5 separate regions of the Mus musculus genome follow, and all the other regions are linked to region 3. The links are chromatin loops, found by intact Hi-C in ENCODE. Cell type or tissue: heart. All regions are shown on one strand.

Region 1 (5,000 bases), 72 kb after region 3:
CTCTAAAGTTTTCATGAGTAAAGATTTTATCTATATTATGTTTATTCGTGAGTGCCTAAATGTGTGTGCCCCACCTGTGCTGAGGTTAAGAAGGAGGCCATAAGAAGGTGTCTGGTCTCCTGGAGTTGGAGTTACAGGCAGTTGTGCACTTCCTGTTGTGGGTGGTGGGAATGAAACCCAGATTCTCTGGAAATGCTCTTAACCACCAAGCCAACACTCTAGACCCTGGCTTTGTTTGCATTGTTTCTTTGGTTTTTTGTTTTTGAAACAGAATTTCGCTATGCAGTATTGGCTGTTCTAGAACTTGCACGTGAACCAGGTTAGGCTAAACTCAGAGTTCCTCTGTCTCTTGAGTGCTAAGATCTTAATACTTCGGAACATGTGTATCTGCTGACCTTCTAAGCCACACTCTTTCTATTAAACCATAGTTGAGACTAATGAGCAGCCCCAGAAGCTTGACAGAAACAGAGTTTGTTTCCTGCCAAACGCACCAGATAGAGATCCTACATGCTCCAGGTGTGTGGCAATACTTTCAGTATGTACACAAAACCCTAAACCACCCTTGTGAGATGCTGTTCCATCTCCAACAGCAAATGCTGCAGTGTGAAGCTGACAAGAGGATCACAGACTCAAAGGTGAGGCTGGTTATAGCTCTGTAAAGGATGGTGATAGGCATACCCCTGTGTCTCATCATTTGTCCAGTGAAATGGCTGGCTAGCTAGCTAGGAACACTTAACAATGATGTAGATATTCAACATGGAAAAGGATTAGAAACATGGTTGACCATACTAATGCTTTAAAATGACTTATCAGTTTACCCTGTGACTAGAATAAATTCTTATTCCCTTGAGGGGTGAGAGTTGCTTTGTGTTGACAAACTACTATACTAACATTATTTGATATCACATCACACATATGCTCATTTTTTTCTAATCTTTTCTAATCTTCTCTGTATCATTCCAATTTTAGTATATGTGCTGCTAAAGCGAGCACATATGTTCACTTTTTATGTTTTATTTTTTTTAAAGATTTATTTATGAGTACACTGTAGTTGTGTTGAGACACACCGGAAGAGGGCATCAGATCTCATTTGTAAGCCACAATGTGGTTGCTGGGAATTGAACTCAGGACCTCTGGAAAAGCAGTCAGAGCTCTTAACCACTGAGCCATTTCTCCAGTCCCAGGTGTTCACTTTTTTTTTTTTTTTTTTTGGTTTTTCGAGACAGGGTTTCTCTACAGCCCTGGCTGTCCTAGAACTCACTCTGTAGACCAGGCTGGCCTCAAACTCAGAATTTCACCTGCCTCTGCCTAGCAAGTGCTGGGATTAAAGGTATGCACCACCATGCCCGGTCACGTATTCACTTTTTATAAAATGATTTTTTGTTTCTTTTTAATTTTAATTTTATTAACACTACACTTACTGCTGCGTGCTTGAATGTTATGTTGAAATCAGAGGACGCCAGGCTATGGTGGCGTACGCCTTTAATCCCAGAATTTGTGAGCCAGAGGCAGGGGAATTTCTGAGTTCAAGGTCAGCCTGACAGCCTGGTCTACAGAGCGAGTTGCAGGACAGCCAGGGCTACACAGAGAAACCCTGTCTCAAACCGCCCCCCCCCCCAAAAAAAAGTAATCAGAGGACAACTTCCAAGAGTTAGTTCTCACCTACTGCTATTAGGTCTCAGAGACCGAAATAAGCCTGTCAAGTTTAAGAGACAAATACTTCTACGCACTGAGCTGCCAATTCTCTAGATATCAGATTATTTCTTCTAAGTGTAATTACTGCTTAAGAACAATCCAATTCCCCACTCCCCCTTTTTGTCCAAATTTTAAAATACACTGCTAAGTTACTTTCACGAAGAAATTCCCCACTATTACCTTCGATACCTGCTTTTAAAAAAGATAACGAAAAAAATGTCAATTGGATAGGGGCATCGCTCAGCAACAGAATGGTGTGGTTTGTATGCCCAAGGTCTAAGATTATATCGACAGCAAGAACAAAACAAAACAGGGCTGGAGAGATGGCTCAGTGGTTAAGAGCACCGACTGCCCTTCCGAAGTCTTGAATTCAAATCCCAGCAACCACATGGTGGCTCACAAACATCCGTAATGAGATCTGATGCCCTCTTCTGGTCTGTCTGAAGACAGCTACAGTGTACTTAGATATAATAATAAATAAATCTTAAAAAAAAAAAAGAACAAGACAAAGCAAAATCCTAAAGAAGAGGTGACTCTAATATACTTACCAGTGAGAAGCTGGATATGAGGGGCAGAAGGAGAAAAACTGTCAAGAAGCTATGCCTTGGCTCAGGAAACGCCAAAATATAGCGAGTAAGGGTGAATTTACTTTGGACAGGTGAGTGAAAAACCTTGGACTCTAAACTAATTTCTGTCACTCTGTGATCTTCTTTGTTTCTAGGTCTCAATTTTGTGAGATTCAGGTACGTTTGTCTCATGTTTTAAATTTTACACGATTTTAAGAACAGGCTTCCAGCTTCCACAGCGCTTGTAACCCATTTGCTGCGGAACGAATGGAATCTCCAACACCAACTAGTCGCGCGCAGACACTTCCGGTTGGCGGAACAAAGAGTCTGAAGTACTCGAGCCTCACTTCCGTGTGACGAAAGCTACGCGGAGAAGTCGGACCTTAGGCCGCAGACCCATGACTTGCCAATGCGATATTGCTCATGCGCCCTACACCAGCGAGGTGGGCGGGGCCCCGGAGGGGGCGGGGTCGGCCCTGACTTGTCTCGCGGTTACTGGGCGTGCGGGAGCGCGCGAGGTTCGTGGGCGGTTCTGGGCGGGCCCTCACCTGATATCTCTGGAAGGCTCCGCCGAGTGTCAAGTTTTCGAGGTCGTCTCAGGTGAGGTGGTCGTGCCGGAAGTAGTTGTGCCTCGCGCCTGGGTGTTGAAAGAAAGCTGCGGGAGGAGCTTTAGTCATTCAAGGGGGCGCGGCACCAGTAGGAGCTCTTCGCGGCCCCCGCAGCAGCCATGGCGAAAGGCAGAGTGGCTGATCGATCGCCCACCGAAATGTTGCACTCGACCCCAGCCGGGGACCGGGCAGTGAGGACCCAGGGTTCCGCCGCGCCTGGCAGCAAAGATCATCTGAACGGTGAGTGGACCTGCGGGACGGGGCTGAGGCTGCCCTAAAGATTAGGACCCCGTGGTGCAGGTCGCAGGGAAAGAGGGACCTTTCAGCACCGAAGCATCTCAGCAAGAGAGTCCTGTACTTGGCGGGGAACCCAGCATGACAGAGGGCTAGACTCCTCCTAGTTAGTTTTTTCTCAATAGACTTTAGTCAAAGGAAGCGGTGACCCCGACTTGTGACACCAAATAGACCGGTTCGTTATCCAGGCCACCCAGACAGGTATTTGAGAGACTTGAGCTTTCGTTGTATTGTTTTACAGATGAACATACTGAGGACTATGCAGCTCCATGACTTGTGTAGAGTCACAGAGCCACACTAAGGTTGTGATTAAGAGCAAAGACTTGCCCTTCCAGGTGCCACTTGAAAGTGTCAGATTCTAGCCGGTGGTAGTTGTAGTTGCGCGTCCTTTTAATCCAGTTCTCCGGAGACAGACAAGTTCCAGGTTACACAGAGAAAACCCTGCCTCGAAAAAAACACAACATTTTCAGCTCTTGTGTTTCCATTTAACCTGGTTTGTAACTTAAAAAAAAAAAATTGTTTGATTTGTTTTCAAGCTAAGTAGCCCTGGTTGTATTGGAGGACCTTGCTCTGTAGATTAGACTGGCCTCTAAGGCAAAGAATGGCTTCCTTCAGCCTCCCAAGTACTTGGATCCAAGGCGTGCAGGCGTACACTACCGCCTTGTTTTTTTTTTTGTTTTTTTTGTTTTTTTTTTTTTTGGTCTTTCAAGACAGGGTTTCTCTGTATAGCCCTGGCTGTCCTGGAACTCACTCTGTAGATCAGGCTGGCCTCGAACTCAGAAATCGTCTGCCTCTGCCTCTCAAGTGCTGAGATTAAAGGCGTGTGCCACCACTGCACGGCCTTCGCCTTGTACTTTTTTTTTTTTTAATTTATTTATTACATGTAAGTACACAGTAGCTGTCTTCAGACACACCAGAAGAGGGTATCAGATCACGTTACAGATGCTTGTGAACCACCATGTGGTTGCTGGGATTTGAACTCTGGACCTTTGGAAGAGCAGTCGGGTGCTCTTACCCACTGAGCCATCTCACCAGCCCCCTCCCTGCCTTCTACTTTTTAAAAGACCTTGTTTGGTTCTGTAGGTCAAGCTGATTTGGAACTCAGAGATCCACCAGCCTTAGTTTTCTCAAGTACTTGGATTAAAGGAGTAGACCACCTGCAGAGATGGATTTGTAACTTTTAAAAAGTATCTGAGCTGGGCGTGGTGGCACACACGCCTTTAATCCCAGGGGATTTCTGAGTTCGAGGCCAGCCTGGTCTACAAAGTGAGTTCCAGAACAGCCAGGGCTATACAGAGAAACCCTGTCTCAAAATAACCAAAAAAGAAAAAGTATCTGAATTTTAAAACGAGAATAGTTATTTGCTTGGTTGATGCAAGGGTGTAAACAAAACAGTTCACCTAAACATAGCTTCTGTGGAGTGGTGGCCTGCCTCTATTATTCTGGAGGCAGAGGAAGGTGGCTCTCTATTGAGTTCTAGGTCAGCCTGGTCTACAAGAGTATCAGGACAGCCAGGTATGTTACAAGGAGAAACCCTGTCTCAAAGCAAACCAACTAAAACCCAAAACAATAACAAAAAACACCCAACGAAGTAACTAAGGAATACGGGGACTCATTCATAAATTGTTTTAGTCTCGTACACTAACCTGAAATTTCTTGGCTCTGTATAGTTTTAAGGGGAAAATATAAGCTCTTTGATTTTGTAATGGCTTAACATTATTCATTGCTTTTCAGCAACTGTAATGATTTCATCCTTTTACGTGCCTTTGAAGCTCAAACATCTGAAGTGATTAGAACAAATAGCCATTAAATTGTTTGCAGCTCACTCACACTGCTG
Region 2 (5,000 bases), 65 kb after region 3:
AGGCTCCTCTGGTCTACAAGTGAGTCAGGAATTATGAAGGCCTGCTGAACCTAGAAAGGGGGAAATGTTGGGGTTGGTCTGGTGCTGCTATGTATTCAAATGCTAAATTCTGTACCCCAGATCTTAGGGTGAATCCCCACATATATGAGCTTTTGTTGTGCAAAACCTACTTCTCAATTTTTAAAACTATTTGCTATATAAAGGTGATGACACGGGGCTGGCGAGATGGCTCAGTGGTTAAGAGCACCTACTGCTCTTTTGAAGGTCCCGAGTTCAAATCCCAGCAACCACATGGTGGCTCACAACCATCCGTAATGAAATCTGATGCCCTCTTTTGGAGTATCTGAGGACAGCTACAGTGTACTTACATATAATAAATAAATCTTTAAAAAAAAAAAGTGGTGACAGCATGCCAGGCAGTGGTGGCATATGCCTTTAATCCCAGCCCTTAGGAGGCAGAGGCAAGTGGATTTCTGAGTTCAAGGCCAGCCTGGTCTACAGAGTGAGTTCCAGGACAGCCAGGGCTACACAGAGAAACCCTGTCTTGAAAAACCAAACAAAAAAGAGGTTTAGTTCAGAGTAAGAATGAAAGCAAACCTGATGGAGCTGCCATAATGAGGGCAACCAATTACTAGGGAGAATAGAGGGCGGCAGGGTTTGAGTTACCTGGCTGGGGGTTGCAGGTAGGGACCACAAGAAGGAAGAAGAGAGAGGTGAAAAGGAGGAACAAGGAAGAAGATGGAGAGAACTGGTGTCCCTTAGATGTGATGGACCAGGATGCATGCCCAAGTGAAATGCACTCCCATGATGGACTGTTGGAACAGAAGTAACCCAGGCAAGATTTCAAACAGCAAGTACTTGGGTAACCCAGCTAGCAAATAGTCTAGTGAATAGAAATACAGATGCCGGGCATGGTGGCGCACGCCTTTAATCCCAGCACTCGGATGCAGAGGCAGGCGGATTTCTGAGTTCCAGGTCAGCCTGGTCTACAAAGTGAGTTCCAGGACAGCCAGGGAACTGTCTGTGTACAGAGAAACCCTGTCTCAAAAAATAAAACAAAACAAAACAAAAAGAAATATAGATTAGGGGCAAACCCTGAGTAATTGTGCTAGAGCTGATTTTAAAATACATAGAACTCTGCCTCGATTATCGGGGAGTTGGGTGGGTCATATTAATAACGAATAGAGTTTATTAAACTCCATTTATAACTTGTGATACTCCATTTTATTTATTTAATGTGTGTGTGAGAGACAGAGACAGAGTAACAGAGAAAGAGAGAGAGCAAGTGAGTACAGGTGTCCTTAGAACCCAGAGATATCAGATCCCCTGAAGCTAGAATTACAGGTTGGGCTATTAACAGCATGATGGGAATTGTATTCAGGTCCTCTGAAAGGACAGTATATGTATGTTCCTCACCACTGAGCCATCTTGTCAGCCCTCCATCCGATTTTTTGAGACAAGTTCTCTTACTGAATCTGAAATCTACCATTTCAATTACATTGGCTAGCCCTCAAGCCAGTTTATCTCTGCTTTCCCAAGCATTCCACTAGGCCAGGTTTTTACGTGGCTGGTGGGCATCCAAACTCATGCTTGTGTAGAAAGGACTTTGCTGTTTGAAATATCTCCTTAGGCCCCTTATCCATTTTACAACATCTTTTGGTAATAATTACTTTTTGTATAATTCAACAAAAAGTTTTGCCAGGCATTCATGCCATACACTGTTCTGACCTTTGAGGACTAACAATGGAAGAGGCATAGTGATCACTCTCTGCTGGGCTTTGCTCTCCAGTCAGAGGCATGACAAAACAATACCTATATGCTTTATAATACAGTGAGGATGGATAACATGTCCTATGGAAAAAGAAAACAAAGTAAAGTTTTTCTTACTAAAAAATTAAAAGGTAAACATAGGGCAGGAAGAACTTAAAAGGTGAAGGCAAGAGGATCAGAAATTCAAGACTGTCCTCAGCTGCTTCATTGTCAGTTTGAGAGCAGCATAGAACACATGAAATCATGTCTCAAAGATAGATAGATAGATAGATAGATAGATAGATAGATAGATAGATAGATAGATAGATAGATAAAACACGACATCACAGTCTGATCTGTTCAGATAAACTGGTCTCTTTAGAGACCCTTTTGGTGGAGATGCAGAAGACAAGGCCTTCTCTATGTAGACCTGTCTGGCCTGGAATTCCTTTTGTCCACACAGTATATCCTTTTTTCTGCACATCTTGTAAATATTCATTGCAAGGAGTTATTGGTATGTTTCAAGGCCTCCGGCTTCTGTTACACTATCTATACTGGATCCTTATGGGGACTCCTCTCAGACATCCTGTTGTTGCCTTGTGTCCTAGAGATCCTGCAGCTGTAGACCTGCAGGACCAGCCCTTTCATGTGCTCCAGAAGATAGATCATAGATAGGGTAAATATTAGAGTGGACCAACTCAAAGCCCTGGAACTGGGTCTGAGAGGCTGAGTGGATCAGCTTGCCAGTTCACCTGCACCACCTGGGTGAGCTCTCTAGTACTACCTCAGCTAGCTCACCCAGTGGTGTAGCCAGCAAGGAGCATAGTCAGCTCTCCTGCTCTCAAGGCCAGCTCACCCATACCTCCACACCAGGGTCAGCTTTACTGTGCTGCCCATTCGAGGTATAGGGCTTGATCTCCTAAGAGCTGCTTTAGCCTCTCAATTTCAGGAATTACAAGCATGAGTCACCATACTTGGCTCAAAGCCTAAACAGTTTGGACTCTTGTCCAGCACCCTCCCTACCCACATAAATAAAAAAGCAGCTGGAAATGCCTGTATTCTTTTCATATGCAAGTGATGTCAAGCCAAAGAATTTGGCTTGGCTGGTTACCCTCAATTGGAGCTGTCATTCTCCCTCTTACACTGCTGTGACCATATTTGAAGGTGCCCCTCCACTGTGTAGCTTCATTCCAGCCCATCAGCTGCTTTCCAGGCATCCCACTGACTTCTGGTAGCCTTGTCTGGTGCTGCCTGGATATTAGCACTTAGAAATGAGTTCTAAAGTCAGGCTTGGTGGAATATGCCTATAATGCCAGCACTCTGGATGTGGAACAGAACTTTATTGGAGGGGGGCAGAGAGGGCAGGGCAGGCACTGACTCTCTCTAAATGTCTGGCTTGGGCCACCACATTCTTATCTATTTTTAGGACAACATCCTTTCTTTGGCTCCCTGAGAAACTGCTCTTCTTTTTCTGTTCCTAAACTGTTTCCACTCCTACTTTAGACTAAGGCATCTGTACATGGGAAACACAAAGTTTAGGGTTCTAGTTCCCCCCGCCCCCACATAGCTAAAGTCTTGTTATGCTAAATTGCCTTGGCCAAGGAGGTAAAGCTGAATATCAGTAACACAACAAATCTTGCATGTACTGTAGTATTACAAAACAAAACAAAACAAAACAAAACAAAACAACAAAATAAGACATGGTCTCTTATAATCAAGGCTGGTCTTGAACTCACTGTGCAGCAGAGGTTGGTCCTGAATAGATGAGAACTTTGTGTGTGTGTGTGTGTGTGTGTGTGTGTGTGTGTGTGTGTGTTTAGCTTTGGGCCTTGCTATAAAGCTAAGGCTGGCCTAACTTACAGAAGTAGTTCAGCACTACTCTCTCTTTTCATGCGTCTGTGGCTGCGAGAAAATCACAAGTTCCTTGACAATAGATCTTTCTATGGCTACCAGGCTCAGACCTGCTATAATAATGCCCTTTGCATACCTAGTGATAAAGGTATGCTTGGGGAGGTCACTTCAAAGTAGCTTGAAAGCCAAATGAAGAGGCTGAGTGTGGTGACACATGCTTAGTAATTCTAGCACTTCAGAGACCGAGGCATGAGAATGAAAAGTTCAAGGCCAGCTTGGGCTACCTGTCTCAGGAAATGAGAAAACAAACAAGAGCTGATCAATGTAATGAAAAGAATGTTGAATGCGATGACTTAGATTGTCAGAAGACAAAATTAGGGAATAAGAGGGGCTGTGGATGGAACTCGGTTGATAGAGTGCTTGCCCAGCATCTTGAATTCCTAGATTTGATCCCTAGAACCACACAAAACTGGCACGAAACAGTGATCTCAGCACTCAGGATGTAGAGAAGGGACTGTCAGTAACTTTTCAGTCATCCTCAGCTACATAGCAATTTTGAAGACAGCCTAAGCTGTATATGACCCTACTTCAAAATCAAAACACCTAGGTGAAAAATAAGTCTATTTAGGGATGCTGGTGAAAGAGAAAGAAAGGTGAAGAAATAAAGAATTGTTGGGCTGGGGATGTAGCTCTGTAGTGTGTGCCTAACATGCAGACATTAAGCTCTGAGTTCCATCCTCACCAAAAAAACTGCTCTAACCATCCATGTCTCTGTCTTTTGATGGACAAGCATTTTCAGGTGCCAAATGTGAGCATTTTAGAACTGCTGGGACAAAAGTTGGCTGTTGGCTTAGTTGTATGAGAAACTGCCAGTTTTCCAGAGCTCTTGGATCATTTAATCATTTAATATTCCCAACAGTAATCTGTAAATACCTCTTATCCCTTGAGAAACTAAATCAGGAGGGAAAAACTCTTTTAATTCACCCATTTATGACTTTGGGTTTTTTGCCATTTTCTCAGAGAGCTTCATTTCCTTCTGCTATCATCTTCCAGCAGTTCCTACATTCCAAGTCTGCTGATGACAAAGAGCTTAATTTTGTTGGTCAATAATGACATCATTTCACCTTCACTTTTTTTCTTTCTTGATATAGTCTAATGATGTTGTTTCATGTCTTCTTGTTCATGCTGTTATTTTTTTGGGGGAAGTTGGCTCTGTGCATGCCTGCATGTGTGTTTTCCTATACATGTGTATCACATGTGTGAACAGAAACTAGAAGAGGGCACTGACTCTCCTGAAACTGGAGGTTCAGATGGCTGTGCGCTCCCACTGGGTGTTAGGACTACACCCAGTTACTATGAAAGGACAGCATGTGCTTTTATCTGCCAAGGCAGCTCTCCAT
Region 3 (5,000 bases):
TGACTGGATGGCGAAACTGCTCATCGCGGACCACTCCGCCCCACGGACGAGTGAATTATGCCGATTCTGGGGCCCCAGCGGGAGGCGCCATTTTGTAGCAAGGGAGGGAGGTTCGTCCTTTTGATTGCCCGGGAGGGAAATAGGGTGATGGGCGCCATTTTCCCTACAGGGCTAATGTGGAACCCATGGAGCTCCCGGTGGCCCTGCCGGAGCGTGTATCGGAGGCCGGATGGGCCTTGCCTTTCTATTGCCGAGTGTTATTTCATTGGAAGGTTAGAGGAAGGCAGGAGGGCGGCCCGAACCTCCCACGCGCTCCCTAGGGGCTCTCGGAGTCGGCCGAGGCCTTCGCTTTGGGTCTCTGTGCCTAGCGCAGCTGATGCCGGAGACTGGGTTCGGAACCTGCCTGCCCTTCCCCAATCTCCGGGCATGACCATGCCATGGGAGGTTGAGCTTTCTGCTTCTGCGGAGATCCCGGCGGAGCCGAGCTTCCGCTGGGAGGCAAAGCGAATGCTCTTAGTGTGTCCGTGGACTTGTGGTCGCTCGGGTCCTTTGCATGCGCTTTCCCTGTTTTGTGAAACTGAAGGATGAAGAAAGCATCTGTTGGGCTCTTTAACCTATTGAGACATTAGTTGTGGCATGTGGTACGTTTTTTTTTTTTTTTAATCCTCTCGGCCCAACCCTTAAGCCATTTCCAATACAAGGCATTTCAGATAAGAGTGCAGTAGCCGCAGTACCAGGTGTATATTCCAATAAGATGAGGAGGTTGACCAGCATTAGCCGTCAGTCACTTGCATTTCAGGTGATGTCATTGATGAAGTCGAAAAATAGCCGGGAGAAACTTGAGTTTGTAACTAAATCTAGTCGGAACCTACAGTATTACCTTCTCTTGCCCTCACCCCATCTGAGACTTTAGTTTGCAGTATAGTTCAGTAGGCTATGAATTTAACCGGAGAGTATATCCCTAAGTGCTAAGAGTAGGCTGTATAGCCTATGCCACATAAGGCCCAATAAATCACAATTTTAAAATATTAATCTAACCAGGGCATAGTTACATAATCGGTACTCAAATGTCATTTGAAGGATCTCAGGACTTAGAATATACATCCTTTTATGGTTTTTGAGAGTGTGGCTGTCTGGCCTTGTATTTGCTATGTAGAGGGCAATTGATGACATGATCTTGACCTAATCCACCCACAACTCCTATCAAACCCTGGCAAGAAAGGTACATGACACCACTACTTTGTTTTGGTACTCTTGGACCTTTCTACCTCCACATGGCCAGTAATGGGATTATAGATAGGCATGTGCCACCATCTCTGGTTCTGAACAGTATTATTATTTTTTGCTTTTTTTTCCAGATGGGGTTTCTCTGTAGCCCTGGCTGTCCTGGAACTCACTCTGTAGACCAGGCTGGCCTTGAACTCAGAAATCCGCCTACCTCTGCCTCCTGAGTGCTGGGATTAAAGGCGTGCGCAAGCACTGCCCGGCCAGTATGAATATTGTTATGAACAATGGTTAAACATTCCTAGTGCAAATGCCACCACCATCTTGTTCATGGGTTTAATCCTCAAGGACACAAAACACTTGGACCCTTAAAAATTAGAATATGGGTCTCCAAGGTGAACAGCCTCTGGCATGTTGGAACAATGTAGCAGGAGATGTCAGAAAAGTTACCACAGGGATAACTGGCTTGTGGCGGCTTTTTGATCCTTCGATGTCGGCTCTTCCTATCGTTAAGCAGAATTCACCAAGCGTTGGATTGTTCACCCACTAATAAGGAACGTGAGCTGGGTGAGCTGAGTTTAGACCGTCGTGAGACAGATAAGGAGGTCGGCCAGTTCCTCCTGCCTTCTGCAAGAGGGTTCCCAGACTGCCCTTTGAGAATAAAATGGGAGGCCACAACCAAAGTCTTTTGGATAAAGCACCACCATGGACTATGCACTAGCACTAACCCGTTTGCCTGCCTTCCTTCCCAAGGCATAGATCTTACCCAGCATGGGAAAGATCCTCCCTCCCTCCCCCCTTCCACCATGCACTCAATAAAATAAAATGAATGAACGAAAAAAAAATTAGGGCATGACACTGGAATTTTAAAAAAGATTTTATTTAATGCTTCAGTGCTCTAACTGTATATACTGTATATATACAGCATGCCAGAAGAGGGCATCAGATCCTATTACCACCATGTGGTTGCTGGTTATTGAATTCAGGATCTCTGTAACCACTGTTATTTCTCCAACCACAGATGGCATTTTATGATCAAAACATTAAATCATTTTTAAGTTTAGTAAATCCTATACCTCAGGGTACTCAAGCTGTTAGGTGTTGTGATTTTATATATTCTATATATAGTAACCGTTTTAACATCACAAATGTCTCTAATTCTTTGTGAGCTTTGAAAGCATGAATATGTAGAACACTGATATGCTAGGCACATCTGTTTTTAAGATTGTTTTGGTAAGGTTAGGGTGGTACTAAGAGCCTTCCACTACTTGTGGATACCAGCCCATCAGTTTTGTGATTTGCTAGATTTTCTTGATTGCTTTTCAGGGCTAATGTTTGGACTCAAATCCAGCCTAATTCAGGCTATGAAAGCACTCTTGACACTGGAATTACAATTTTAAGGACTTATTAAGGCATAACACTTTTTAAAATGACTTCTTGCTACAAGCAGCTAAAGTCACATAACTACAACCCAGTGAATATGTAAAGCTAGTCTAATTTTTCAGATTCTACATTGTTTATCCTAAAATCAAGACACTGCTTAGCAATCTTTGGTCCACCTAGGTCATTTTGGGATAATACATGAGCTGAGAGGCCTAGGCCTTTTAAGTTAATTGCTCTATCAGGGCCATTTATTCTCTATTAATGATCACATTAATGTAGGGTTTCTTTCTCAGCTCATTGGCTGAAATAGTACCACAGGGATCACTACTGTTATTTTTGATTGGCTTTTCTTTTGAGACATGGCTTCTCTGATGCATAGCCCTGGCTATTGTAGAATTCATTCTGTAGACCCAGCTGGCTCCTAAGGCATTCAACTACCTGTGAAGGAGGGGACTAAAGGCATGTTGAAGGGTTTTTTGTTTTCTTTTTTTGGGTGTGTGTGGGAGCGTGGCATCATTTTGGTCCCTCTTTATATGCTCAAACAGAATAACCTTGTCAATTCCTTGGTAGGTGTGAAAAAAAGATTCTATCTGGATTACATGTAGATCAACTTGGAATACACTTGTGATAGATATATGCTTAGCCCAGAGAGTAGAACTATCAGAAGGCCTTGTTGGATTAAGTGCTCCCTGGAAGCCAGTATTCTGCTAAGCAACTTTTACACAGCACTTCGGGCACCATCCTACCTGGATGCTGCTATGTTGTCATCAGCTGCCTTGGTTGTGGTGTCTGTTCACAGCGTAAAACCCTAAGAAAATACTGTAGCATTAGCAGATCTACATTTGGCAACTTGAATCAATTAAAAATAAAAGGAGTGCACATCTTTGCTTGTGAGGTAAAGGGTCTCTATGTTGGCAACTTGACCCACAAAGTTCCAGTATAGCAAGACTAGCTATTGAAGCCAGTCACTTTTTTTTTTTTTTTTTTTTTTTTTTGAGACAGGGTTTCTCTGTGTAGCCCTGGCTGTCCTGGAACTCACTCTGTAGACAAGGCTGGCCTCAAACTCAGAAATGCCTCTGCCTCCCAAGTGCTGGGATTGAAGGCATGTGCCACAACACACGGCTAGCCAGTCACTTCTTAACAGGCATGGTGCTATAGTAAGTTCTGGCCTTTTATGACCAAATAGCTGCTAAAGACCTTGAAATAACACTTTTTTTTTTATCATGGCGGACTTATTTAATATTAAGACTGTATAATTTAGTCATTTGCCCAAATATCATATGGCACTCAAATACAGGGAGACTTATATAGAATCACTTTAGTTAGTTAAAGTTACAACCTAGCTCTAATAGACCTCTGGGAAATACTATTTGTTGTTCAATTTAAGAAACTGTTCTGGACCGGGTGTGGAGGCGCATGCCTTTAATCCCAGCACTCGGGAGGCAGAGTCAGGGGGATTTCTGAGTTCCAGGACAGCCAGGGCTGTACAGAAAAACCAAAACCAAACCAAAAGCCAAAAACAGAACCAAAACCAAAAAAATAACCTGTTCTGGGTCTGGAGAGATAGCTTGAGTCCCAGGTTCAATTCTCACCATACACATCTCACAGCTAACCATCTAATTCCTGAAGACTGAATAAGATCCCCTGAACCCTTTGGTAAAATTTAGATGTGTGAAAAGAACTCAGATAAAAATTCCAGGTTAAGTGTAAGAAGAAAATTTTGATTTGCCTGCTATATTGTAACTATTGATTCTAACTAAAACTACCAATTCTAACTTGAAAAATATATAACCTCTGTAAATGATAATTTTCATTGTGTTTAAAACCAACTTAAACCTTTTTTGATATATGGTTTTCTAGTAACAATGTGAAAATTGGATTAATTTAAATATTAGTGAAGTTTAAAAATTAAAAAAAAATTGATTAGGTACAGAAATGTAAAGGAAGACAATAATGTTAATTACATTATGCACCCCTTCACACAATGTTGAATATAAATTCCTAACTCCATTTTTATTGTACTGATTTTATAGAATAGTGACATTCCCTTAAGCAACCTAGGGTATACACTTGGTGTCGTAACTATGAGACAGGAGTAGAAGCACACTTGGTTAACAATTTGCACCCACACAATTAGAGATTGCTTTCCTTTTGCAAACATTTTAGTATTGAGAAATACTTTGATTCCTCCAGAGGCAAAATGGAAAGCTAAACAGTGCCAGCATCAGGGCTTAGTACACAAGAAAAACACAACACAAAGGGTTTTCTTAATTATGCATTTTAAATATCAATATGTGCATTTCATTTGTACAATTATAAATTTTGTTTTAGACAACAGTATGTAGTAGTTTTGAATCCACTGAGATGTTGCTTTCAATTTGAAATATTGTGTA
Region 4 (5,000 bases), 81 kb after region 3:
CATGTCTTAAAACGTAAGTATTAAGAAAGCATTACTAAGCTGGAACACTGGGAAAATGATGGGGGGGAGCACAGCATAGTTAATTGGCCAGGCTTCATTAGTAATTAGTGGGTTTTCACCTTAGCACTAGGGAGGCTGAGGCAGGTGGATATCTGAGTTTGAGTCTAAACTGGTCTACAAAGAAAGTAACAGGCCAGCCAGGGGGCTACAAAATGAGACTCTGTCTCAAAACTAAACAAAAACAAACACAAACAAACAAACAAACAAAAAATCCAACAACACCAAAAAACTAAAAACAACACCCCCCCCCAAAAAAAAAAAAAAACCAAAGAGACATTACTGAAGACTTTTTTCTGACTGAGCCATCCATTTTGTCTCTGCCTGGTGCCTGTTGGGGGCTCTCTAGCATAATCTTACCAATGTTGTATTTATTTGCTTACTGTACTTTGTATCATTTGTTAATGGGTATCTAGCTTGGAGCTAGAGGCATTCTGGCTGACAACTTACGTACTTTTTAGACTTTTGAGTATGGTTTTACTTTATCGTTTACTGCGAGTTAGTATTGCTAATCCTCCAAACAGAATAGCCAGGATCTCCACAATACACAGCTTGTTTTGGTGCAGCTATGATACCACAAGAAGAAAAGCCCACCTGACCTCATGAGGCAGGCTTCAGTCCAACACAAAGGAGTACTGCACACAATTATTCTGAGGTTATTAACGCAACTTCTGTATTGTCATTTTCTTTGAATGTCAACTCCATCTTGTATAAGTTCCACTTCATTATGTTTTAATCCTTAACTTATAAGTTAACAGTTTGCAAACATTTGCTATCCCAGGTTCCATATTCCTCAGTATACTCTCCGGGTTCCTTTATCCCTTCCCACTTGCCTTATTCCTTGTTTGTTTGGTAAGTATGTGACATGAGTTTGGAGATGTGAAAACAAGTAGAGCATTGGGGATGGTAATGGCAGTCTAGCTCCGCCAGGCAGTCTCATGTTCGTTCATCAGCTTTCAAGACGGTGATGTTAGTGTGTTTCTGTTAAGTCCTGTTAGAGCTCTGAAGAGCTTGGGTTCCTAGAATGAGGGCACTATAGACTTACTTGCAGTTTATAGCCTTTCTTTCCTGTTGTATTTTGCAGGTCAGATGAACTTAAGATTGTGGGTGGACACAGTGAGTCCTTGGTCTGGGAATAGTGTCCATACATAGCTATAGTAGGGTATGGGAACGGCTCCTTATTTATTCTTAAGCTAAAGGCAGCAGTAATTACTGGGTATGGTCAAAAGTTGAATCACAAGTGCTAATTGATTTTAACGATCTTGTTTGAGTTAGTTTGAGAAAGGACTAGGTAGATCAAATGGGTTTTATTCTCTAAGTAAGACGTATCACATGGACGCCCTTGCCTAGCTCTAAGGGATAAGTAAATGCACAGACAGGAGTGAGATGGGAACGTACAGGGTGCATGTGACTTCTTGTTTTCCAGTGCTCCGGACTTGGTGCCTCATTCTGCTACATGCTCTCCTACTTAGTTGGAAGACCCGTTGTATACAAATACCTAACAGAGAAGGCAGTGAAATGGTCACAGCAGGTAGCTATAAACTATAGTTTGTTTCTTTGTGGCTCTTTGGTTTAATCATCATTTAAAAAAAATAATGTTATAAGAAAAATTTAAAAACATTTATTTGAGAATTTTATATAGTGTATTTTGATTATATTCATATGTCTTATTTTAGTATTTTGTTACAGGTCTCACTTTGTAGCTCTGGCTGGCCTAGAACTGTTTGTAGATCAGGCTAGCCTGGCTCTTCCTCTAGAGTGAAGATATAAAGGTTTGAGCCACCACTCCAACAAGAGTTTATTTTAAAACATGTGATGGTTAGTTTTAATCGATGACTCGACAGAGTACACAGAGTAGAATAACCTGAGATACTCAGTGAGAAGTAGTCTACATTGGGTTGATCGTGGGCTTTTCTTAGTTGGGTTAATTGAGATGGGAAGACGCACCCTGAAAGTGGTCAGCATCATTTCAGGGACTGGTCCTGAGCTGAATGAGCAACCTAAGCACTAGGCATTGATTAATTTATTACTGTCTTCTCTCTTTTTTTCGAGACAGGGTTTCTCTGTGTAGCCCTGGCTGTCCTGGAACTCACTTTGTAGACCAGGCTGGCCTTGAACTCAGAAATCCGCCTGCCTCTGCCTCCCAAGTGCTGGGATTAAAGGCGTGCGCCACCACCGCCCGGCCTGTCTTCTCTTGACAGTGTGTACAATTCAACCCAAATCTGATTTTCCTCTCCCCAGTTCCTTTTTTTTAAAGATTTATTTATAGAGTACACTGTCACTGTCTTCAGTCATACACAGCAGAAGAGGGCATCGGATCTCATCACGGGTGGCTGTGAGCCTCCTGTGGGTGCTGGAATGTGAGAGCAGGTTCCCTGGAAGAGCATCAGGCGTTCTTGACAACCAAGCTCTTGCTCTAACCCCACTGATTTTAAAATTTTTTTGAAATGATTATCCTAGTTGGATTTTTTTTTAAAGTGTATGTATATGAGTATACTGTCTCTGTCTTGACACACCTGAAGAGGGCATTGGATCCCATTACAGATGGTTGTGAGCCACCATGTGGCTGCTCAGAATTGAACTCAGGACTTCTGGAAGAGCAGTCACTGTTCTTAAATGCTGAGCCATTTCTTCAGCCTCTGATTTTACTTTTTTGAGACAGGGTGTCATGTAGCCTCTGCTGAACTTGAATTTAAGCTCCTCCTGTCTCCAACTTAGGACTCTGCCTGCCTCTGCCTACTGAGTGCTGGGATTAAAGGCGTGCACCACCACGCCCAGCAGCATTTTACTTTTCTTTCTTTCTTTTTTTTTTTTTTTAAAGATTTATTATTACACAGAAGTACATTGTAGCTGTCCTCAGATGCACCAGAAAAGGGTGTCAGATCTCATTACGGGTGGTTGTGAGCCACCATGTGGTTGCTGCTGGTATTTGAACTTAGGACCTTCGGAAGAGCAGTCAGTGCTCTTACCCACTGAGCCATCTCGCCAGCCCCTTCATTTTACTTTTAAATCATAATGGGGAGAGTTCTAATTTTATAAAGACCAGAAGAAATAATTACATCTCAGGAAATACAGAGATCATGCCTCCTTGTTTTAGAGAAGAATGTTTTATATTCCACTTGAGTTTGTGATCAGCTAGTTGTAAAACGTCTGAGATCTCTGGCTAGACTTTTAGTTTAGACTTTCAATCTCTGCCCTTTCTGTTACCTGCGTAGCATTAGATTTACATACAGTTTGCCTTTGGAATGGCTGTTTTGTAAAAGTGGTTTTGCTAGTTATGCAGAAATACAAGTAATCAGTATTTAGCCTCGCCATCTCCCCAGCCCCTAATCTTTGGTCTTATGTGGTAAGCAAAAGCTTTACCATCGAGCTACATCCCCAGAAAACACATTGTTTCTCCTTGGGTAAATTGTGATGTGTCTGGGGCAAGAATTTAAGGTATTTTATATTAAACAACTTATTTTGAAGATTGGTCTTAACTAATACTGGCTTTTTTGCTTATAACAGGTAGAGCGTCACAGAGAACATCTTATTAACTACATTATATTTTTGAGGATCACACCGTTTCTTCCTAATTGGTTTATTAATATTACATCTCCTGTGATAAATGTACCATTGAAAGTGTTTTTTATTGGCACTTTTCTAGGTAAGACCTCTTACTCTCGTTGTGTGCATGGCCAACTGTCCAGCTGGCCTAGATTGCCTGCTGTTTGCAAAATCACCAGTACCATATATAACTCTTGGGCACAAAGCCTGGCCTAGATACATAGCTTGTTCAGTGTGTTGTAATATGTTACCTCTCCAAAGAATGAGCACTCTGTACTAGAAATTATTTTAATAATGTGAGATTAAGCAGAACCCCCTCATCTTTGTTTGTTTAATACTAGTGTTCACGTGGGTGTGGGTGGTAAGTGGGGACTTGCATGTCAAGCAGCCTGCATCACCCCCCGTATTCTTAGCCCAAGGAGAATATTTTCCCACCCCAACTCTGGCCCAGCAGCCCTTTCTTCCTTTGACAATGTGAGCCAGTTAGATCAGAGATGACAGGATCTCAAGGCCATGAGCTTTGTTGGCTGAAAGCTCTTCTCACGCACCTGGACTGCATGCTAGCACCCTGGTGAGCATCCCAGGCCAAGCTCCAGCAGTCCTCTGGTCTTTAAGGGGATTGGCTAGTGATGACAAGTAACTGACCAAAGATCACTTACAAAATACTTCTCTGCTGCAGACTTTACTGTGTCCCCATGCAGGACTTGTTAACTCCACGATCTATCTCTCTGAACAGAAGAAAACATTTAGTTTTTGGTTTTGAACTTCTTTGAGTTCTAATCACATATTAAGTCCAATTTATTAGGGGAAACAAGATCAACACACATCAAGAAATTGATACTAGATTTGAAATTAATAAGTGGATATAACATAATTTAAGGGGTTGAGTGCTTGCCTACTTACCATGTACAAAGCTCTGGGCTTGATACCCAGAACCACAAAAAATTTTTCAAATTAATTTTGTAAATTTTGCCTTTCTTTAAGAAGACTGGTGTTTTTCTTTTCATTTTAAATTGCTTGGATTCAGCTTGCAGGTTTTTTTATATATTGAATATTTACTAAAGTTTAATGTTTGTGAGGGTTTGTTTTTTTGTGTGTGTGTGGCTTGTTTTTGTTTGGTTGTTTTTTTTTTTTTTTAATTTTAATTTTATTTTTTCGACCGGGTTTCTCTGTGTAACCCTGGCTGTCCTGGAACTCACTCTGTAGACCAGGCTGGCCTTGAACTCAGAAATCCGCCTGTCTCTGCCTCCCAAGTGCTGGGATCAAAGGCGTGCACCACCATACCCGGCTTGACTTGCTTTTTTTTAAAGTACTTTTTTATTTTATGTGCATTGGTGTTTTGCCTGCGTGTGTGTTGGATCCCCTAGAACTAGAGTTACAGGTGGTTGTGAGCTGCT
Region 5 (5,000 bases), 58 kb before region 3:
CACCTGGCTCACACACTTACTTGCCTTTAATTCTGTGTAGGATAAGAACTTTACACCTGATGGCGGTGAGAGCCCTGGAGGGGATATCTGTCACCTCCTCTTCACACCTCCCCTTCTCCACACTTTTTTATGGACAGTTGACATTTTCTTAATTTTACAGGACATATAAATAAAAGTAAGTTTAGAAAACTGCCTTTAATTTATCTGTAATATGATCTATATCTTAAATTGTGCTTTTTAGGTGAAGGGGAACATTAAAACCCCTTACATACCTGTCCCAAATTCAATAGATGTTTCTGAGCCTCTCCTATGTAAGAATTCTGTTTACAGCCAGCAAGATGGCTCAGTTGGTAAAAAGCACAAAAGCACCTGCCACCAAGCCTGATAACCCGAGTTTAATCCCCAGGACCCACATGCTGAGAGGAGAGAACCAACTCCTACAAGTTGTCCTTTGACTTCCACACATGCACACAGTGTAATATTCTCTCTCTCTCTCTCTCTCTCTCTCTCTCTCTCTCTCTCTTTCATACACACACACACACACACACACACACCGGTAATAACCAGCTTTGAATACATGTAATAATCAAAGCTCTGCGGCTGTGCAAGCTCACACCCAGGCCCAAGGCTCTGCTTTAGTGCCTTCTCCAGCTTGCATCCATCTGCAAGGCATTTGCTCCCATCCCTGCCACCCTCAGGGACTAAACAGTCTCCTTTATTGTTGCACTGTTCTCTTGTGGCTTTGGTGCTCATTATCTTTTAACTGATAAAGAGCCCTTAATTATGATATTTGATGGTTTGTTTTCTTGTTCCAAGTCAATTTGCCTATTTAAGATTTTAAACAAGGTTACTACTGTGTTCAATGAAAGCTTATAAACAGATAGAGTTTTTTCCTCCATGGTCTTTTCCCCTTTCTCTAAAATAATAAAGTTTTCAATGATTCAGAAGTCTCCCAGGTCTCCCTTTCATTCCCAACCCAATTTCCTGGAGCTAAACACTGTTAATAAGTGTTTGTTTTGATTTTATCTCATACTTTGCCACCTGCCTACCTCCCTAGACTGGGAGCTCCTCCAAGTAAGGCTGGGTGGCCCAAAGGACATTGGTTCCAGATAGGAAGAACTCTTAATCTGTAGACCTAGGATTTGGACTCTTGCCACGCAAGTAGTCAGGAAGAATGGGAGAGGTCAGTTCCCAAACCTTGTATGGTATGGTAGTATGAAAGTTAAAAATACCTGCTGGCCTGGCAGTAGATAGCTCCACAAGAAAAGGTGCTTGCAGCCAGGCCTGGTGGTCTGAATTCCCTCCCCAGAGCCCACATGATGGAAGGAAAGAACCAACTCCCAAAACATGTCCTCTGACCGCCACATTTGCTCACACACAAAGGTAGAGAAGAAAAAAGTAAAAGCAAGACTCAAGATGGGCTGTGGTGGCACACGCCTTTAGCCCCAGCACAATGGAGGCAGAGGCAGGAGACTCTGAATTGCACAGAGAAATCCTATCACCAAAATACAAAACAAAGCAAAAAAACAAAACAAAACAAAACAAACCTCAGTGGCTCATACCTATTCGTAATTCTAGCACCTTGGAAACTGAGGTGGAAGGAGAAGATCCGTGAAAATGCAATGGCATCCTGGGCCAAAAGAGAGACCCTGTGCAAAAAAGCCAAATAGACTAGGGATGTGGCTCAGTTGGTAGAGTTCTTGCTTAACATGTGTGAAGCTTTGGGTTCAATCCCTGATAGCCTGAGCTGAGTGTGGCAGCACATACCTGCATTCCTGGGAAGTATGTGCCTGGGAAGTAGTGGCCGGAGAATGGGAGGCTAGCTTGGGTTATGTGAGTCTGTCTTTAGAAATAAATGTTTAAACAGGGCTCAGAGTCGGGTGGTGGTGGAGCACACTTTTAATCCCAGCACTTGGGAGGCAGAGGCAGGTGGATTTCTGAGTTCGAGGCCAGCCTGGTCTACCAAGTGAGTTCCAGGACAGCCAGAGCTACACAGAGAAACCCTGTCTCGATAAACCAAAAACCAAAAAAAGAAAAACAACAACAACAGGGCTCAGTAGGGCTGGTGAGATGGCTCAGTGAGTAAGAGCACCCACCAACTGCTCTTCCGAAGGTCTGGAGTTCACGTGGTGGCTCACAACCATCCGTAAGGAGATCTGACTCCCTCTTCTCGAGTGTCTGAAGACAGCTACAATGTACTTACATATAATAAATAAACAAATCTTAAAAAAAAAAAGCACAGGACTCAGTAATGTTAAAGTGTAATGTTAAATTGATGTACAATGTGCTCTTATATAGATTATGAAATGTTATCAGAGATACTGCTCAATGGTAGAGCACTCACCTAGCACTTGTGAGGTGACCTCCAGTACACACACACACACACACACACACGCGCGCGCGCGCCAGTCTGTTAAAACCAGTGTGTGACTTTCTTTTGCCTGATGTTCATTTGTCTGTTCTCTTCCACCCTGGCCTGGAACCAAGTTTTGTTTCTACAACTCCATTGACTTTAATCCCAGGAACTTTTTAAAGGAAAATCTAGTGATGATCTTTGTGACAGAAGTCCCCAAATGACTAAGCTACCCAGGCCCCACTCCCTCCAGCTAAGCACAGGGCATGATGTTATGGTTTAATTTCAGCAACATCTAACTGAAACAATTCTGATTTTTAAAATTGCATGCTCCTCCAAGTACAGTACAAAATGTACTAGACGGGAGGGTTCCACCCACTTGCCCCAGGCTAGAGAAGTCAAATCTCCAGTTCTCTCCCCACCCAGTTGTTCCTAACAGTAATGTTGCTTGGCAACTGCTGCAGACTCACACTCTGGGTACAGTTAGCTGAGGGACAAAACAAAACAAAACAAAACAAAAAAACAGTAGGGAAGAATTTAGCAGGAGGGAGAACAATTTGTTTATCCTCCTTAGACCAATGACTTAGCAGATAAAAGCCTTGAATGCCCCTACTGGCTCATTCACTTTCCTTGTCCCATTTTAGTTGAGACAAGAGACACCCTCTCCAGTACTTTAAATGCAGGACAGCACATGAGTCCAGGCCTGTTCTCATTAACATAAGCTCTGCCCTCCAGACTAAGTTCTTCAGAACTAAGAACTATCTTTTTTTCTCAGTGATGTAATCAGAGGAATATTTCATGAGACTAGAGGGGCTTTCCAAAAAGCAGTCTTTTCTAGTTTGTGTTTAAGCCCTGGAGAAATAGTTCACCTCTGATAGATTTCTAGAGTTTTTGTTCTGTTGTGTTTTCCTCTTTTAAAGCTTCCTTGGGGGCTGGTGAGATGGCTTAGTGGGTAAGAGCACCTGACTGCTCTTCCGAAGGTCGGAAGTTCAAATCCCAGCAACCACATGGTGGCTCACAACCATCCGTAATGAGATCTGATGCCCTCTTCTGGTATGTCTGAAGCTACAGTGTACTTACAAGTAATAAATAAATAAATAAATAAATAAATAAATAAATAAATAAATAAATCTTTAAAAAAAAAAAGGCTTCCTTGGGGCCTGAGTTCAAGCCCTGGGACTCACCTATGAAAGGAAAGAACCAAAGTTATCCTGAACTCCCAACTGGTAAGGGTGCTTACTACCAAACCTGATGACTGAGTTCAATCACTAGTACCTCCTGGAGTGAAGGAGAAAACAAATTCCAAGTTGTCCTCTGACCTCTACACATGCACCTTGGCTTGTGCACTCCCCCCCCCACACATACAATAAATCATAATAATAAAAAACTTAATGTAATTTGTTTAAAGCTTCGTTAGTCAAAATTCAGAATTGCAGAAACAGTTCTGTGTTAGAGCTAAAGAGACTGGCTCAGTAGTCAAGAACAATGGCTGCTTTTCCAAAAGGAAAAAGCATTTTTCCTAGCATCCACATGGAAGCTCACAACTGTGACTCCAGTTCCTGAAGATATGACACCCTTTCTGGCCTGCAGAGACACCAGGCATGCATGTAGTTTACAGACATACATGCAGGGAAAACAAAACAAAAACCCTGCTTATATACATAAAGTAAAATAATAATTAAAAAAAATAAAGTTGGGGCTGAAGACATGGTTCATTAGCTGCTCTTCCAGAGGTCCTGAGTTCAATTCCTGGCACCCACAAAGTGGCTCACAACTATCTGTAATGGGAACTGATTCCCTCTTCTGTCATGCAGACACACATGCAAAACAGAACACTCATATGCATAAATAAATACATATTTTAAAAAATGGGGGGCTGGTGAGATGGTTCAGTGGGTAAGAGTACCCGACTGCTCTTCCAAAGGTCCGGAGTTCAAATCCCAGCAACCACACGGTGGCTCACAACCATCTGTAATGAGATCTGACGCCCTCTTCTGGTGTGTCTGAAGACAGCTACAGTGTACTTACATATAATAAATAAATAAATAAATCTTTAAAAAAAAAATGGGCTAAATAGCCGGGCAGTGGTAGCACACACCTTTAATCCTAGCACTTGGGAGACAGAGGCAGGCGGGTTTCTGAGTTTGAGGCCAGCTTGGTCTACAGAGTGAGTTCCAGAACAGCCAGGGCTACACAGAGAAACCCTGTCTCAAAAAAAAAAAAAAAACCAACAAAAAAAAAGTGCTAAATAGCTCAGCTCTTGCTGTCCTCTTTCTTATCATCGGTACCTTTTGTCTTTAGCCATTGCTCCTTCTACCCCTCATCAAAACTTTCATCACCCTAGCTCTAACTGTTACCAACTGCCACAGGACCAAGAATCCAGACCTCAGGCTAGAATGACGCCAACCCTAGAGCTCCTGGTTGATTTTTCAGATAACAATTTCCTCACTCGTCACTGCCCTCCACACTCTGAGTGTGGTCAGTGCAATGAAATCAAATCGTCTGAGGCTGTTCAACAGATGAAATGTGACACTAGCAATTATCCCTCGCAAGAGACATTCCATAAGTGCTTTGACTAGAGCAATGTTTCTTGAGACCAATGACTCAAAGTCACTCAAATATAGCATGTGACTCCTGATGTCCTCCC

Evidence for each region. Hi-C counts contacts between places; a loop is a spot of excess contacts. Peaks named below come from ENCODE experiments on the same cell type or tissue, not always from the same donor. Only the 100,000 strongest peaks of a DNase experiment are listed, where the experiment ranks them.
Region 1: a loop joins it to region 3, with 4 times the contacts of the local background. A loop is called at or near these places in 16 of 42 quality-filtered maps.
Region 2: a loop joins it to region 3, with 2.8 times the contacts of the local background. A loop is called at or near these places in 12 of 42 quality-filtered maps.
Region 4: a loop joins it to region 3, with 3 times the contacts of the local background. A loop is called at or near these places in 19 of 42 quality-filtered maps.
Region 5: it touches region 3 in a loop (4-fold over the local background); 8 of 42 quality-filtered maps call a loop at or near these places.

The regions. Positions count from the first base shown.
Region 1 is chr7:109,984,071-109,989,070 of GRCm38, reverse strand. It overlaps Tmem41b (transmembrane protein 41B), which reads left to right and starts at 2,841. Exons shown (of 7, transcript NM_153525.5): 1 at 2,841-3,109. The coding sequence starts at 2,989. In heart, a CTCF peak has its summit at 2,127 (motif pointing left); a DNase peak (open chromatin) is centred at 2,700; H3K4me3 peaks cover 2,236 bases; H3K27ac peaks cover 2,044 bases.
Region 2 is chr7:109,991,490-109,996,489 of GRCm38, reverse strand. No RefSeq gene overlaps it. Among named protein-coding and RNA genes, the nearest start is that of Tmem41b, 7.8 kb to the right of the region's middle. In heart, no CTCF peak of the experiment used is centred here; a DNase peak (open chromatin) is centred at 2,769; H3K27ac peaks cover 1,175 bases.
Region 3 is chr7:110,056,479-110,061,478 of GRCm38, reverse strand. It overlaps Ipo7 (importin 7), which reads right to left. Exons shown (of 25, transcript NM_181517.5): 25 at 4,870-5,000. Among named protein-coding and RNA genes, the nearest start is that of Zfp143, 2.7 kb to the left of the region's middle. In heart, CTCF peaks have their summits at 441 and 2,146 (motif pointing right); no DNase peak of the experiment used is centred here; H3K4me3 peaks cover 1,684 bases; H3K27ac peaks cover 1,850 bases.
Region 4 is chr7:109,975,298-109,980,297 of GRCm38, reverse strand. Tmem41b (transmembrane protein 41B) reads left to right here. Exons shown (of 7, transcript NM_153525.5): 4 at 816-909; 5 at 1,484-1,588; 6 at 3,565-3,703. Among named protein-coding and RNA genes, the nearest start is that of Tmem41b, 8.4 kb to the left of the region's middle. In heart, a CTCF peak has its summit at 2,985; no DNase peak of the experiment used is centred here.
Region 5 is chr7:110,114,812-110,119,811 of GRCm38, reverse strand. No RefSeq gene overlaps it. Among named protein-coding and RNA genes, the nearest start is that of Wee1, 4.7 kb to the left of the region's middle. In heart, no CTCF peak of the experiment used is centred here; DNase peaks (open chromatin) are centred at 1,141 and 2,761; H3K27ac peaks cover 567 bases.